Regions from separate parts of the Homo sapiens genome. Here all the other regions are linked to region 1. The links are chromatin contacts, found by Hi-C or POLR2A ChIA-PET in ENCODE. All regions are on one chromosome and are shown on one strand. The core of a region is the stretch at or near the end of the contact, and the rest is flanking DNA. Distances in the headings are between cores, read along the strand shown. Region 1 has its middle 97 kb from the start of LINC02358. Region 2 holds the start of NOA1 (nitric oxide associated 1). Region 3 holds the start of DANCR (differentiation antagonizing non-protein coding RNA).

Region 1 (4,348 bases), core at 530-3,029:
AAAGAATTAGGAAATTATCTAGCTCTTACCAAGCACTGGGCAGATGAGAAGTTGAAGACCCGGAAAAGTTAATTTGGCTTGAAATTTTACCCTTATATTTCTAGTTGATATTAAGGATAATATTAATTATTTTTAAGATTCCCTAATTTTATTTTGTTGCTATTATTTGAAAGAATTGAACTGGCTTTGGACATCTATTATTCTTTTCATAGAGACTTTGAGCTTTATGACATTTATTGCAAAGAGCTTCAGCCAGCGATAACATCAAACAGGAACATACTCTGTATTTGTTTTGTAGTGGCTGTACCCCGCTGCTGGCTCAGAGGAAGGTGCAGCCTTCAGAGCGTGGATTCTGGAGCCAGAATGGCTGAATTTGAATTCTGACCCTGGAACTTTCTAGCAATGTAACTATATGCAAGTTATTCTCTTCATACCTCAATTTTCCATCTGATAATTGGGTATAATGATAGTATTTACCTCATAAAGTTGCTGTGAGAATGAAAAGAGTTAATATTTATGAAACATTTAGAACGGTGCATGTTAGTATAAGTCTAACATGAATTTTGTGTTTTTTTAAGATATTAAGCTTGCAGTTAACCAAACTCTCGCATGTCTTTCAAGTATGTGGCTGCCAATTTATTCTCTCCCAATCTCAAGTTGTGCCATTGATTTCATTTTTAGAGCCCAAAGGTAAGACTTTGAGTATCCCTTTGGTGGTGCTGGCTCAGCATCACTTTCATTTTCCTTCACTCTCTGCACCCCACCCACCTACCCACCCACCCATTTCCTGGTGCAGGTGCTAACAAGAGAGTTGGAAACAGAAGGGAAAGAAGTCTGCTGCAAACTAAGCGTGCAGTGTGCAGTCATTGAGATTTGACTGCATCTTAACATTGGCACTCAACCAAATTTAAGTGGCTCTAAGTACTTTTAAATTAGGCATATAGTTAAAATTTGACAAGCACATAAACTTAATAGCTGATTTCCAGGCAAAATTACTACCAAAACTGATTTTAACTGCCAGTAAAATAAGCCCAGGGGGTTGTTATTCAAGGTAGCCCAGTAAAATGAAATAAGGATCAGGACAATGGGAACAGTTGTGAAGATGACAAAACTGTCATGTCTACAGGTGGAACTAAGTGTCTGCCCTGTTAATGGATATAGACACAATTCAGGGAAGCAAGCCATCCAAATGCATCACTTGAATCCTGTTTGGTTGTTCTGACGTAGAAGAAGAAAAGAAAGAGAATCAATTGAGGAAATGTAAGATGCAGAACTACAAAAATAAACTTGCCGTCCCTGACATCTGTGTTTATAAATGCACTATATTAAACAGCAGAGATTTTCCCCATCGTTAGCCAACACCAAGATGGCGTCTTGCAGGCTTTGTTTTTTCTTCACCCCTAATCGTAAGGGCTTTCTTTACTCTCTCTTTGCTTCCAGCTTTTGTCTTATTCTCCCCATAAAGAGTTGGCAGAGCATGGCTGGGCAATTTCAGAAACATGGTTTATAAGTGACTTGCTCTATTATTTTGCTATTAAAAGTGAGTCTGTGCTAACTATTCTTTGATGAAGAAGCAGTCCCTTCCAGCCCCCAGGTGGAGATTTTCCCTATCAATAACGCCAGAACAAGTTTGAATCAAAGAAATGACACATACAGTGGCCAGATGTTTGGAGAATAAGAAAGGGAGCTAAGTTCACACAATTGTTCTGCCTTCTTGCTTTCCGCTGAGGTTCTTTCCTGTGAGCTGTAGGACTCATTAACAGACAGCTCTGCTCTGGGCATGCACACCGACAGCCTCAGCCTAGCCCTTCAGCGAGAGGCTGCTAACAGGCGGCCTTCCTTTTCCTGTGCAGCTGGTGTTTGCAGAAGGACATGATTTGAAAGTTGATTTATTTACCCTGTCTTTGAAAAAAAATGAATGGACATAGATGTCTGTTTGTTAAAACAATTAATAAACTCTAATAATATGATTAGAATTTAACAGAAAAACATCGTTGGCTTGCAGGTGGAAATCCAAGGTCTTCAACTTTTAGGATGTTCATCATGTAGCTGTCTCACTCAGAACAAGATAAGATGACGTGTTTGGTCTTTAAAAACAAAACAGTCAGGAGATCGAGACCATCCCGGCTAAAACGGTGAAACCCCGTCTCTACTAAAAATACAAAAAATTAGCCGGGCGTAGTGGCGGGCGCCTGTAGTCCCAGCTACTTGGGAGGCTGAGGCAGGAGAATGGCGTGAACCCGGGAGGCGGAGCTTGCAGTGAGCCGAGATCCCGCCACTGCACTCCAGCCTGGGCGACAGAGCGAGACTCCGTCTCAAAAAAAAAAAAAAAAAACAAAACAAAACAAAAAAACAGCTGATCAGTTCTTGTTTTTTACTCTACAGCCTTTGAGTCATGAATGAAGAAAATCACTTTCACTTGTGGGAGCCAGTGGGCTCCAGTTCGTGTTGTCTCTGTTGTCCGTGGAGACTTTGAAGATGTTTATATGCACCTCAACTATCAAGAGGAAGAGAACATGCCAGAAAGGGCCTCTTCCTCTTGGGCTAGCTCCTCCTCTCAAGTCCCTTCAAAAAGTCAGTGTGTCTGAGACACAATAGACACAGCTTAAATAAAGTGAAGAGGGATAGGCCGTAGAAGAAGTAGTTTCTGTCTTTAAAAAATGTATTCATTATTTTGGGGAATAATATAAACCTGAACACCAATTTAAAAAACTTTAAAGGACTATTCAGTGAAAAATCATTCTCTCTCCCACCCTCACTCCCCATCAGCCACCATGTTCCCAAACCAGAGGCAACTGCCATTATATTTCTAGAGTATTCTTCCAGAGACATCCTATGTAGATATAAACATTCATACATACACATATATATGCTTTTAAAATATGCAAATGATGTACAATACACATTGTTCTGCACTTTGCTTTTTTTTTTTCATTTAACAATACATCAGACAAAGATGTTTTTTCTGCTCAAAGTGCCATCAAGAGAGAAAAGTCATTCTTCAGTTCAATGATCTGCATCTGTTTCTGGCTTATTGTATTGACAACAAACAAAATGCAAGTCAAATTCTATTGCAGCCATAGGTAATCTCGGCCTGGAGAAATGTGAATCCTCTTTAAAACCTTACAACTCTGAATAACAGGAAGTGTGGAGTGCATAGAGGAGAAAGGGAAGGATGAATTATGCTTAATAGAACGTTTTATGGAACTGACAGTTGAGCCGAGAGACATTTTGGATGCCATCTTGCAAAATGATTCCTTGCCTAGCTCTAGTAAGTAGAATGCAAAGTTATTGGCTATAATAGCATAATTTTTGCTAGTTAAGGATCTCTATAGGTGGCATAGTGTCAATATTCTGGATATGACATGAGGGAGGTAGAAAGAGAACAGGCTTTGGAATCAGGCAGACCTAGATGTTAATACTGGATATACCAGTTATTAATTTAAACTAGTTTTCTAACCTCTCAGACCCTTGGTTTTCCTTTATGTAAAATGGAAATACTGTACATAAAGAGTGGTTGTGACAATTTGTCTTTTTTTAAAAAAAAAACACATCATAGGTGTCCACTATTACTGTGATGCTGCATAACAAATAATTCCCCCATTCTCCATGACTTGAAATAATGAATATTCATGTTGTATTCATGTTTCCATTCACTGTAGTTTAGATGTACCCAGCTGCTCTTGCCTGAGCTTTTCTGGCCTCTAGGCTTGGGTCTGTTTCAGGTCTGCTTTACACGTCTCGATTTCAGGTCAAAGGGTGACAATTGCCTGGTGGCATGCTTTTCTCTCATGGCAGAAGATAGAACCTCAAGAGGACTGGCAGCAACTCACCATGCCTCTTATAGACTCAGCTGGTCTATAAGACCAGAACATTGTTACTTCTGCCCACATTCCATGGGCCAAAACATCACAGGGCCAGGGCCAAGGCCAAATTCAATGAAGTAGGAGGAATATTCTCCCTGTAGTGAACCACAGCAAAAGCAGGCAGGGGAGGAAGAATCATAAATAATAGATTCAGGCCCCCAGTGCAACACCAGGCATCTACAGTGTTCACATAAATGGGAGCTATTATCACTATAGTATCAAATAGGAAAGGTATTAGAGATAGCACTGAATGTATAATAATTCTAAAACACACCTTAAAAGCAATTTAATTTTTTAAAAAACCACTTTAAAAAGTCAATCGGTTTGTAATTTTGTTCTTCTCGTAATCAGAGTAGGCATATATGGTCCCTCTGTGTGAATCTGAAAAAAAGGTGCCTCTCTAAGCAGATGAACCCTAGGGCCAACAGCTAGGCAAGTGCATAACAAGATCCCCCTTCCATGTGGTAAATGCAGCTCTGCAA
Region 2 (4,300 bases), core at 821-3,320, 2.0 Mb after region 1:
GTTCCAGACCAGCCTGGCCAACAAGGTGAAACCCCATCTCTACTGAAAATACAAAAATTAGGCCAAGCGCGGTGGCTCACACCTGTAATCCCAGCACTTTGGGATGCTGAGGCGGGCGGATCACGAGGTCAGGGGTTTGAGACCAGCCTGACCAACATAGTGAAACCCCGTCTCTACTAAAAATATAAAAATTAGCTGGGCATAGTGGCGTGCGCCTGTAATCCCAGCTACTCAGGAGGCTGAGGGAGGAGAATCACTGGAACCCGGGAGGCGGAGGTTACAGTGAGCCACTGCACTCTAGCCTGGGCAACAGAGCAAGACAAGACTCCGTCTCAAAAAACAAAACAAAACAAACACAAAAATTAGCTTGGTGTGGTGGCGCATGCCTCGAATCCCAGCTACTAGGGAGGCTGAGGCAGGAGAATCACTTGAACCCGGGAGGCGGAGGTTGCAGTGAGCCGAGATCACGCCACTGCACTCCAGCCTGGGCGACAGAGTGAGACTCTGTCTCCAAAACAAAACAAACAAACAAAACACAAAGTTCATTAGGTTCAGACAGTAAAAAGGACGCACACTTTCTGGAACAATATACAAAGAAGTTACAAAGCAAATCTCCAGAACAGGAACTTTGCTTTGTTCCCTGGTCTATCTCCAGTGCTTAGTGACTGGGAACAGAGACGTGCTCCATAAACACTTCCATTGAAAATTACTACAACACATCCTCAATTTTCCCTAGCAGTAAGCTGACACAGAAGAGAGGTGTGACCAGAGTGGGGAGAGAATTTGTAAAGGGAAGGGTACAGGCAGCCCGCAGTGGACATTAAGGGAGGATGTACTCGGTGCCTCGGCCAGGACCAGACGTCCACCTTGCCAGGAAACGAAGAGGGCGAGCCTCCTAAAACTCACCTGGCCAAGGGGAGATGGTGGCTCTGTCGATGGCCTCGGAGCCCTTGGCAGTGCAGTAATCGGACTCCAGGAGCGTGTTAAAGAGAGTGGATTTGCCGGCGTTGGTGGCGCCCACTAAGTAGACGTCCCCACGGTAGCGCCAGGAGCGCTGAAGGGCAGAGATCAACTCTTCCACTCCATAGCCGGTCTTGGCGCTGATCAGCCGCACGTCCCTGACCACTGTGCGGGACCAGTTCGGCGGATTCGGATTCTCCCCGTCCTGTGGCTCGTCCTTGACGGGGCGCTGTGGCCCTTGGTGGCCAGGGGCCAGCAGGAGCCCGGCGCGGGCACAGTCCTCCCACAGTCGCTCCCGCAGCCTCTGCCGGTAGCCAGGAGCATCCTGGGGCAGGAGGTCCACTTTGTTTCCCAGCACGATCAGCTGCTTGGGGCCCACCAGCGCGGGCAAGTCGGGCAGCAGGGCGTCGGGCAGGTCCAGCAGGTCCACCATGTAGAGCACCAGGGAGGGGCCGGGCCGCCGCAACGCGGCGCTCACCAGCTCCAGGTACTGCTCGCGGCTCACCTGCAGGCGTAGAGCGCGCCGGTGGTGCGACAGCAGCCAGCAGCGCTGGCACACGGTCCGTGCCAGCCCGCCGTCTGCCTCCGCCGTGCGGAGGAACTTCTCTCGGGGCAGGTAGCCGGGCACTCCGGCGTCCTGGCAGTGCAGCTCTGCCCCACAGCCCGAGCAGTTCACGCCGCTGGGCGGCAATGCCGGGTCCGGGTGCCCCACGACCGGGTGCTCCCGGGACCTGGCCCGTAGGTTTTGCTGTCGCCGCTCCTCCCGCCGCTGCTGCCTCTGTCGCTCCTCCTCCTCCTGCTGTTGCTGGAGCTCCTGCAGCTGCTTTTCGCGGGTGGGTTGCGGCTCCGGATCCAGGATGTACTCCGGGAACAGAAAACGCTCCTGCATGTCACCACCTTCTCCAAAGCCCTCCGTGTCCACGGGGTCATAAGGAAGCTCGCGTCCCAGACTCGATGAGTGCTGGAAGGAGGAGGCGGCAGCGCACCTCCTCTCCAGGAGCGGCTCCCGGAGGCCATGGCGCGCTGCCGTGGGAGCGGATCCACGAAGGAAAAGGCTCAGCAGCCTGAACGGTAGGCGAGCGGGCAGCATGAGGAAGTAGCTCCAAAGGGGCGGAGCCACCAGCGCGCACGCGCACTAGGGTCCGAGGCGCGCATTTGACCCGAGACGAAAGCGCGTGGGTACTTGGGAGCTGTCCTGGTTGGTTTTGCGTCTAATCCCGTCAGTTCTCGCGATTTAAGCTCTGAGACTGAGAACCTACTTAAAGCTATGGCAAAGGCACTGGAGGATTGAGCTAGGTGGGCAGAAAAGAGCAGTGAGTGTTTTGGGTTTTTTCACTTTCAGGCTTAACGCCTCACTGCTAGCACAAGCCGCCCTTAATAAATCACACTTAAAAAGGAGCTTCCGGGGTCGGGCGCGGTGGCTCACGCCTGTAATCCCAGCAATTTGGGAGGCCGAGGCGGGCGGATCATGAGGTCAGGAGATCGAGACCATCCTGGCTTACACGGTGAAACCCCCATCTCTGCTAAAAATACAAAAAATTAGCCAGGCGTGGTGGCGGGCGCCTGTAGTCCCAGCTACTCGGGAGGCTGAGGCAGGAGAATGGCTTGAACGCGGGAGGCGGAGGTTGCAGTGAGCCGAGATCGCGCCACTGCACTCCAGCCTGGGCGACAGAGCGAGCCTGTCTCAAAAAAACAAAACAAAACAAAAACAGAAAGGAGCTTCCGGCCGGGCGCGTGGCTCACGCCTGTAATCCCAGCACTTTGGGAGGCCGAGGCGGGTGGATCACCTGAGGTCAGCAGTTCGAGACCAGCCTGGCCAACGTGGTGAAACCCCGTCTCTACTAAAAATACAAAAATTACCCGGGCGTGGTGACCCTTGCCTGTAATCCCAGCTATTTGGGAGGCCGAGGCAGGAGAATCGCTTGAACCCGGGAGACGGAGGTTGCAGTGAGCCGAGATCGCTCCACTGCACTCCAGCCTGGGCGACAGAGCGAGACTCCATTTCAAAAAATAATAAATAAATAAAAATAAAAAATAGCTTCGTGTTTTGGTCCTTATAAAGGCAAATAAATTGAGCATCCCAATGTTGCGGATTCACAGGACGAACACTTTTTAATAATAAGTATACCTGGTTTTGTTTTCAGGTGTCGTTATTTGTGCAACAACATTGAAAAACAAGCAGAAATAAAACATTGACGGAACGGATACGACCGCAGATTGCGGGAGCTGTCCTCTCAATCAGCCCGGCAGCGGCGGCCCACAATTTACGCGTGTGCAACCCTAACCCCGGCCCAAGCTTGACCTACAATTTGCGCAGGCGCAGATCCTAACTTTGGCGTCCCTGTGGGCGGCCTTTGGTGTGAGACGCGTGGTATTCTGGGAACGTCGGAGACGGAAGTTACTTCGTCTTTAGCTCCTGGCGCTGCTGGCTTCTGGGCGGTTTTTGTCTTTTGATTTCAAGAGTTAGGAGCTCGAGAACCGTTTGGCAATATGTACGACGCGGATGAGGGTAGGTGAACGCTCAAAACACACGCCGTGGCGGTCCATTTAAGCAGGAAAGCGTTGGGAACTGATTGGATTGAGGATTTGGGGCCTTCCCATGCGCCGGCTGCACAGTCCCCAGCCTTGTTCCCACACTTACCAGGCCGGGAACGAAACTGGGGTAGGGAGAGGCGGAGGGTGCAGGGAACATAGTGTTAATGTTCCAGGTTACGTTCACTGCTGCTCTCTGCACTTTCTCGTTCCGTTAGATCTGATCCTCGTTTCCTGTGGTGAAGTAGCGTGCAGAATCGTAAGATAAATTACGTTTTGAATTTGAAGCAAAGGGCACCCTTTAAAAATTTTCCTTAAAGCCACAGTCGACTTAACGAATAGCTCAATTGTTGAGTGTCAGCCTGTGTCAGGCAGTGTGGAAGGTCCTGGAAATATTCCGGGACAGAGAATATCGGGGGGTGGGGGTGGCGGGGGGGACTCGGTTTAGTCTGACATTTCTTCATACTGTTTGTAAGTCAAAGTAAATTGTCTTAAAGGATGACTTTTAACTTCCTCTTCTCACAATGTCACAGTTCTCAGATGATATGTATTCTGCTGCACTGGGCCAATGTATAATACCTGTTTGTTTGCGCATATGGAATTCTTAGTAGTGGCCGAGCGCGGTGGCTCCCGTCAGCACTTTGGGAGGCCGAGATGTGCAGATCGCTTGAGACCAACCTGACAAACATGGGGAAATCCTGTATCTACTAAAAATACAAAAATTAGCCTAGTGTGATGGCGTGCGCCTGTAATCCCAGCTACTCGGGAGGCTGAGGCCGGACGATCGCTTGAGCCCAGGAGGCGGAGT
Region 3 (4,026 bases), core at 18-2,517, 2.2 Mb before region 1:
CCTGTAATCCCAACTACCCGGGAGGCCGAGACGAGAATAGTTTGAACTTGGGAGGTGGAGGCTGCAGTGAGCCAAGATCGTGCCACTATACTCCAGTCTGGGCAACAGAGCGAGACTCCATCTCAAAAACAAAACAAAACAAAAAAACTCTTCCAGGGTTTCCTGCATGGTCTGGCCCCAAGCCATTCTCATCTCAGGCCACTCTGCTCCTTAAGTTCCATTTCTGGGAGTCCTTAAACAGGTAAAGCCCTTTCCTGTTTTATCTTGGGGCTCTGGACGAGTTGTTCTTTCTGTTTACAAAGCCACACCCCACCAGAGCTGCCTGTCTTGATCTGTTAACCAAGTGTAGGCTATTTTTTGGTTTCCCTTCCTGCTCCACCCCCAACACCTGGGGAAAGGCTAGGTAGCATGTTGTTTGAGGGGCTCTGCCTTCAGGCTGCTTGAGTTCAAATCCTGGATCTACCACTGGCTAGCTGCTCTGTGACTTTGGGCAAGTTACATAACATAATTATTTCCCCATCTATAATTTGGAGATGATTAAATATATTTTGAGGATTAGATTTGTTAGCAGATGGTAAGTACGTGAAACAGCAATAGAAGTTCTCCTTTTAGCATATACTCCAATTTTCTTCTACTTATTTGTTTGCCAAGTTTGAGCCTGTTACCTTGAGATTGCTATGGTTGCCTTCTCAACCTCCCCAACTCCTACCCTCCAGCTGATTATGGTCTACTTATTGGACTCTGTAAATGAATAAAGAGGGAGCATGAGGAAAGGAGGTAGTCCTTCTAGCTTTAGGAGAGGCCACGGGAGTGAGCTTGTTGAACAAGACATGGTCGTGGCTTCTCTTTAAGCTTACGGTTTAGGCGGACACAGATGATGAACACACACCGGATTAGTGTGGCTTTAAGAAAGGGAATCCCAGGGCCTTAGGCCAACCCTGGAGTAACCTCGATGCCCTCTCCAGAAGGGCACCCGAGGAAGGGTCTAGGGCCCAAGAGCACCAAAATCACCAACGCCGGGGATTGGTAGGTAGCCTGAAAAATCTAATTCAGAGAAGGATGCTCCGCGCGCAGACATGGCTTATCCCCGTGCTACTGCATGAGCCACACCTAGGCCGGCCCCGGACACCGACAGCCAATGGCCGGGCCCGTCCCGCCCCATCCGGGATTGGCTGTGCGTGCCGCGGCCCTCCACCCCGCCCCGCTCAGGATCTTCCCGGGATTGGCTGAGCTACCCGACCTCTCCAGGGGATCGGCTGCGCGCCCCGCCCTTGCCCAGAGTCTTCCCGGGATTGGCTGCGGGCCTCGCGACCCTCCTGCTTCCCTCCCCGCCCCGCGCCGCCTCTCTGGTTTGTGCGCCCGTCGCAGGTCGCAGGCCTCTTTGTCAGCTGGAGTTGCGCGGTGAGTGCATCTCCAGTCTTCGGCTTTCGGTCTCCCGCGGGGAGGGCGCCCGGCCGGCCCGTGGGTCCGATCAGGGGCTGGGCTCGCCCGGTGTCCCCACGAGCTTTGCCCGCCTCGAGCTCCTCTGCTCCCGGCGGCCAGAACGGAGGGGTAGAGCAGCCCTCGGCGGCCCGGGGGGCGGGCGGCGGTGCCCGTCCCGGGGCTGCGCGAGGCACAGGCGCCGCGCCCAGCGGAACAGCCGGAGGTTCCCGGCGCAGGTCTGGGCACCGTAACAATTTTGCGCTTTGCTTCCCCAGGGCTGACGCGCCACTATGTAGCGGGTTTCGGGCGGGCCACGCGTGCGGGACAGGAACCCAACCCCAGCCGACCTTGAGCTCCAGGAGTTCGTCTCTTACGTCTGCGGAAGTGCAGCTGCCTCAGTTCTTAGCGCAGGTATGTTCCTAGCCTTGAGCGGGGTGGGGGAAGGAATGAGTCAGCCTGGAGCACGTGGCCAGTGGGACCGGAGGGTTCCCCGGCGTCTGTTTGTCGCCAAGGTCCGAATCCGGCTCCCCTTAACTGGAAGGAAACATCCATGTAGGGGCTCACCAAACAAAACAGCTGTGTTTCTAGTGTGGTTTCAGACTTAGAGAAGCAGAGATCCACGAGGTATTGAGAGCAACGCGGAAAATAGTAGTGAACCCTGTAAAAATCAAAGAAAAAAAATCACAAAGCACCCTTTCCTGTGCCCTTTTAAGGTTGACCCAGTGCTTTAAGAGGCTAACACAGAAGGGTAAAGTAAGTCTCCATAAAACCCAGAGAAGAGACTGGAAAGCTCCTCTTTGGATCCTGTCTGGAGTCACAACTGAACCAGAAAAAGTTTCGTTACAACTTGAGCGCCTTTGTGATTTTCTTTACAGTTTATAGAACAAGCAATACATTTCAGTTTTCTTTGGTTAAAACGTCATTTTAAAACTTTTCTTTCTATAGGTTGACAACTACAGGCACAAGCCATTGAAGCTGGAATGTCCTGTTGCTGGTATTTCAATTGACTTAAGCCAACTATCCCTTCAGTTACAATAGGAAAGTGCCTCTAATAAGGCCAAATATGCGTACTAACTTGTAGCAACCACGTGTCCGTGCAGTGCCACAGGAGCTAGAGCAGTGACAATGCTGGTGGCAACAGGGCAGTGTAGCAGGTGCTTCATGTTCACCTTTTCAACCTTTTCATTTAATTGTCACAACTCGGAGGTGGATTCTGTTAGGGACAGGCTGCCCCAGGACCACTCCGCCCCCGCTAACTCAATGCAGCTGACCCTTACCCTGAATACTCTGCAGCTGCATTCCTGAACCGTTATCTAGGCGCTATAGCAAGGTCACCAGACTTGCTACACCGAAGCCCTCTGGGTGGCACGGGGGAGGTCATGAGAAACGTGGATTACACCCCCTTGTAAATTCCTATTTTCACAAGATAATATATTGTAAGCCGGTCATGAGATTATATGTGGTAAAGTTAATTGACTAACAACCCCAGGGTCTCTCTCCCCCATATAAACCCCTCATTTTGTAAGCTCAGGGCTGCCACCTCCGACTGGTGGAGAAGCCTGGCAGGTTAATAAACTTACTTGGCCTGACCTTGGGTCTCTTGTCTTTTCTCTCGGCTAACCTTACAGATTCTATTCTCCCATTTCACAGGTAAAGAAATGGATTAGTGATAACTCAAGTTTCATCACCTGTGAGTATCTCTGAATGAGAGGCTTCACATGTATAACTTTTAGGCAATGTGACTTCTGGAAAGTCACTTGTCTCTTGAGATTTGGTGTCCTGGTGTAACAGTTAAGAATTATTTCAACCAAACTAGGAAAGGACCACAGTCGAGCTGTTAAGAATATAAACTCTTCATATTATTTCATTGCATTGAGCCTAAGAAGGTTCACAAAATTTGGCACAGAAGGAGTATCTGTCAGCATATTCTGTTTTTTTGTGTGTGTCTATGTAGCAAGTATTAATATTTATCTTGGAGTCATTCTTAATTCATAGCATTGTTCTTACCTTTTTATCTAAACTTTTATGTTCCATATTGTAAAGTCTAGCCTCATAAATTTAGGTAATTGCTCACAAGTTTGGATAATGTTGAATTGTAATCCCGATGTTAGAGGAGGGGCCTGGTGGGACGTGATTGGATGAAAAGGGTGGATTTCCCTCTTGCTGTTCCTTGTGATAGTGAGTTCTCATGAGATCTGGTTGTTTAGATGTGTAGTGTGGCTGGGGCAGTGGCTCATGCCTGTAATCCCAGCACTTGGGAAGGCCAAGGCAGGGGGATCACTTGAGGTCAGGAGTTAAGACTATCTTGGGCAACATAGTAAGACCTCGTCTCTACAAAAAATGAGGCAGAAGGATTGCTTGAGCCCAAGAGGTTGAGACTGCACTGAGCCATGATCTTGTCACCGTGCTCCAGCCTGAAAAGAAAAATTAATAAAAATAAAGGTTATGCAATTGTGCACATGTTATCTCAAGGCAGAGGCAGAAGAATGGCAGAGTTTAGATTAAAAGTGTGGCACCTCCCCTTCCTCCTACTCTGGCCATGTGCTTCCTGTTAGACATACCCCATGATTGTAAGTTTCCTGAAGCCTCAGCAGCCATGCTCCC

What was found. A loop is a pair of places that touch in the nucleus more often than their neighbours do. ChIA-PET counts read pairs that join two places held with the same protein, here RNA polymerase II (POLR2A). Pooled maps may share reads with other maps.
Region 2: a loop to region 1 is called in a map of naive thymus-derived CD4-positive, alpha-beta T cell, with 15 times the contacts of the local background. The contact joins the promoter of NOA1 here to the enhancer-like site in region 1. A Hi-C loop is called at or near these places in 1 of 168 maps with a recorded cell type or tissue (naive thymus-derived CD4-positive, alpha-beta T cell) and 6 of 50 pooled maps. POLR2A ChIA-PET finds 5 or more read pairs at or near these places in 3 of 52 experiments (T-cell, activated CD4-positive, alpha-beta T cell and activated naive CD4-positive, alpha-beta T cell).
Region 3: a loop to region 1 is called in a map of CD4-positive, alpha-beta memory T cell, with 23 times the contacts of the local background. The contact joins the promoter of DANCR here to the enhancer-like site in region 1. A Hi-C loop is called at or near these places in 2 of 168 maps with a recorded cell type or tissue (CD4-positive, alpha-beta memory T cell and naive thymus-derived CD4-positive, alpha-beta T cell) and 6 of 50 pooled maps. POLR2A ChIA-PET finds 5 or more read pairs at or near these places in 1 of 52 experiments (naive thymus-derived CD4-positive, alpha-beta T cell).

What each region holds. Positions count from the first base shown.
Region 1 is chr4:54,940,417-54,944,764 of GRCh38, forward strand. No RefSeq gene overlaps it. Among named protein-coding and RNA genes, the nearest start is that of LINC02358, 97 kb to the left of the region's middle. Within about 2 kb of position 1,780, at least 9 of the 41 ENCODE cell types and tissues checked have a DNase peak (open chromatin) inside an H3K27ac peak, as active enhancers do.
Region 2 is chr4:56,975,536-56,979,835 of GRCh38, forward strand. NOA1 (nitric oxide associated 1) reads right to left here and starts at 2,071. Exons shown (of 7, transcript NM_032313.4): 1 at 907-2,071. The coding sequence starts at 2,050. POLR2B (RNA polymerase II subunit B) reads left to right here and starts at 3,361. Exons shown (of 25, transcript NM_000938.3): 1 at 3,361-3,469. The coding sequence starts at 3,451. RefSeq lists enhancers at 1,304-1,363, 1,744-1,813, 3,635-3,734 and a silencer at 1,564-1,643.
Region 3 is chr4:52,711,127-52,715,152 of GRCh38, forward strand. It overlaps DANCR (differentiation antagonizing non-protein coding RNA), which reads left to right and starts at 1,268. Exons shown (of 5, transcript NR_145129.1): 1 at 1,268-1,401; 2 at 1,698-1,833; 3 at 2,368-2,416; 4 at 3,073-3,112. It overlaps MIR4449 (microRNA 4449), which reads left to right and starts at 1,556; the gene lies at 1,556-1,621. SNORA26 (small nucleolar RNA, H/ACA box 26) reads left to right here and starts at 2,123; the gene lies at 2,123-2,244. RefSeq lists silencers at 1,074-1,907, 1,082-1,651 and an enhancer at 1,902-1,951.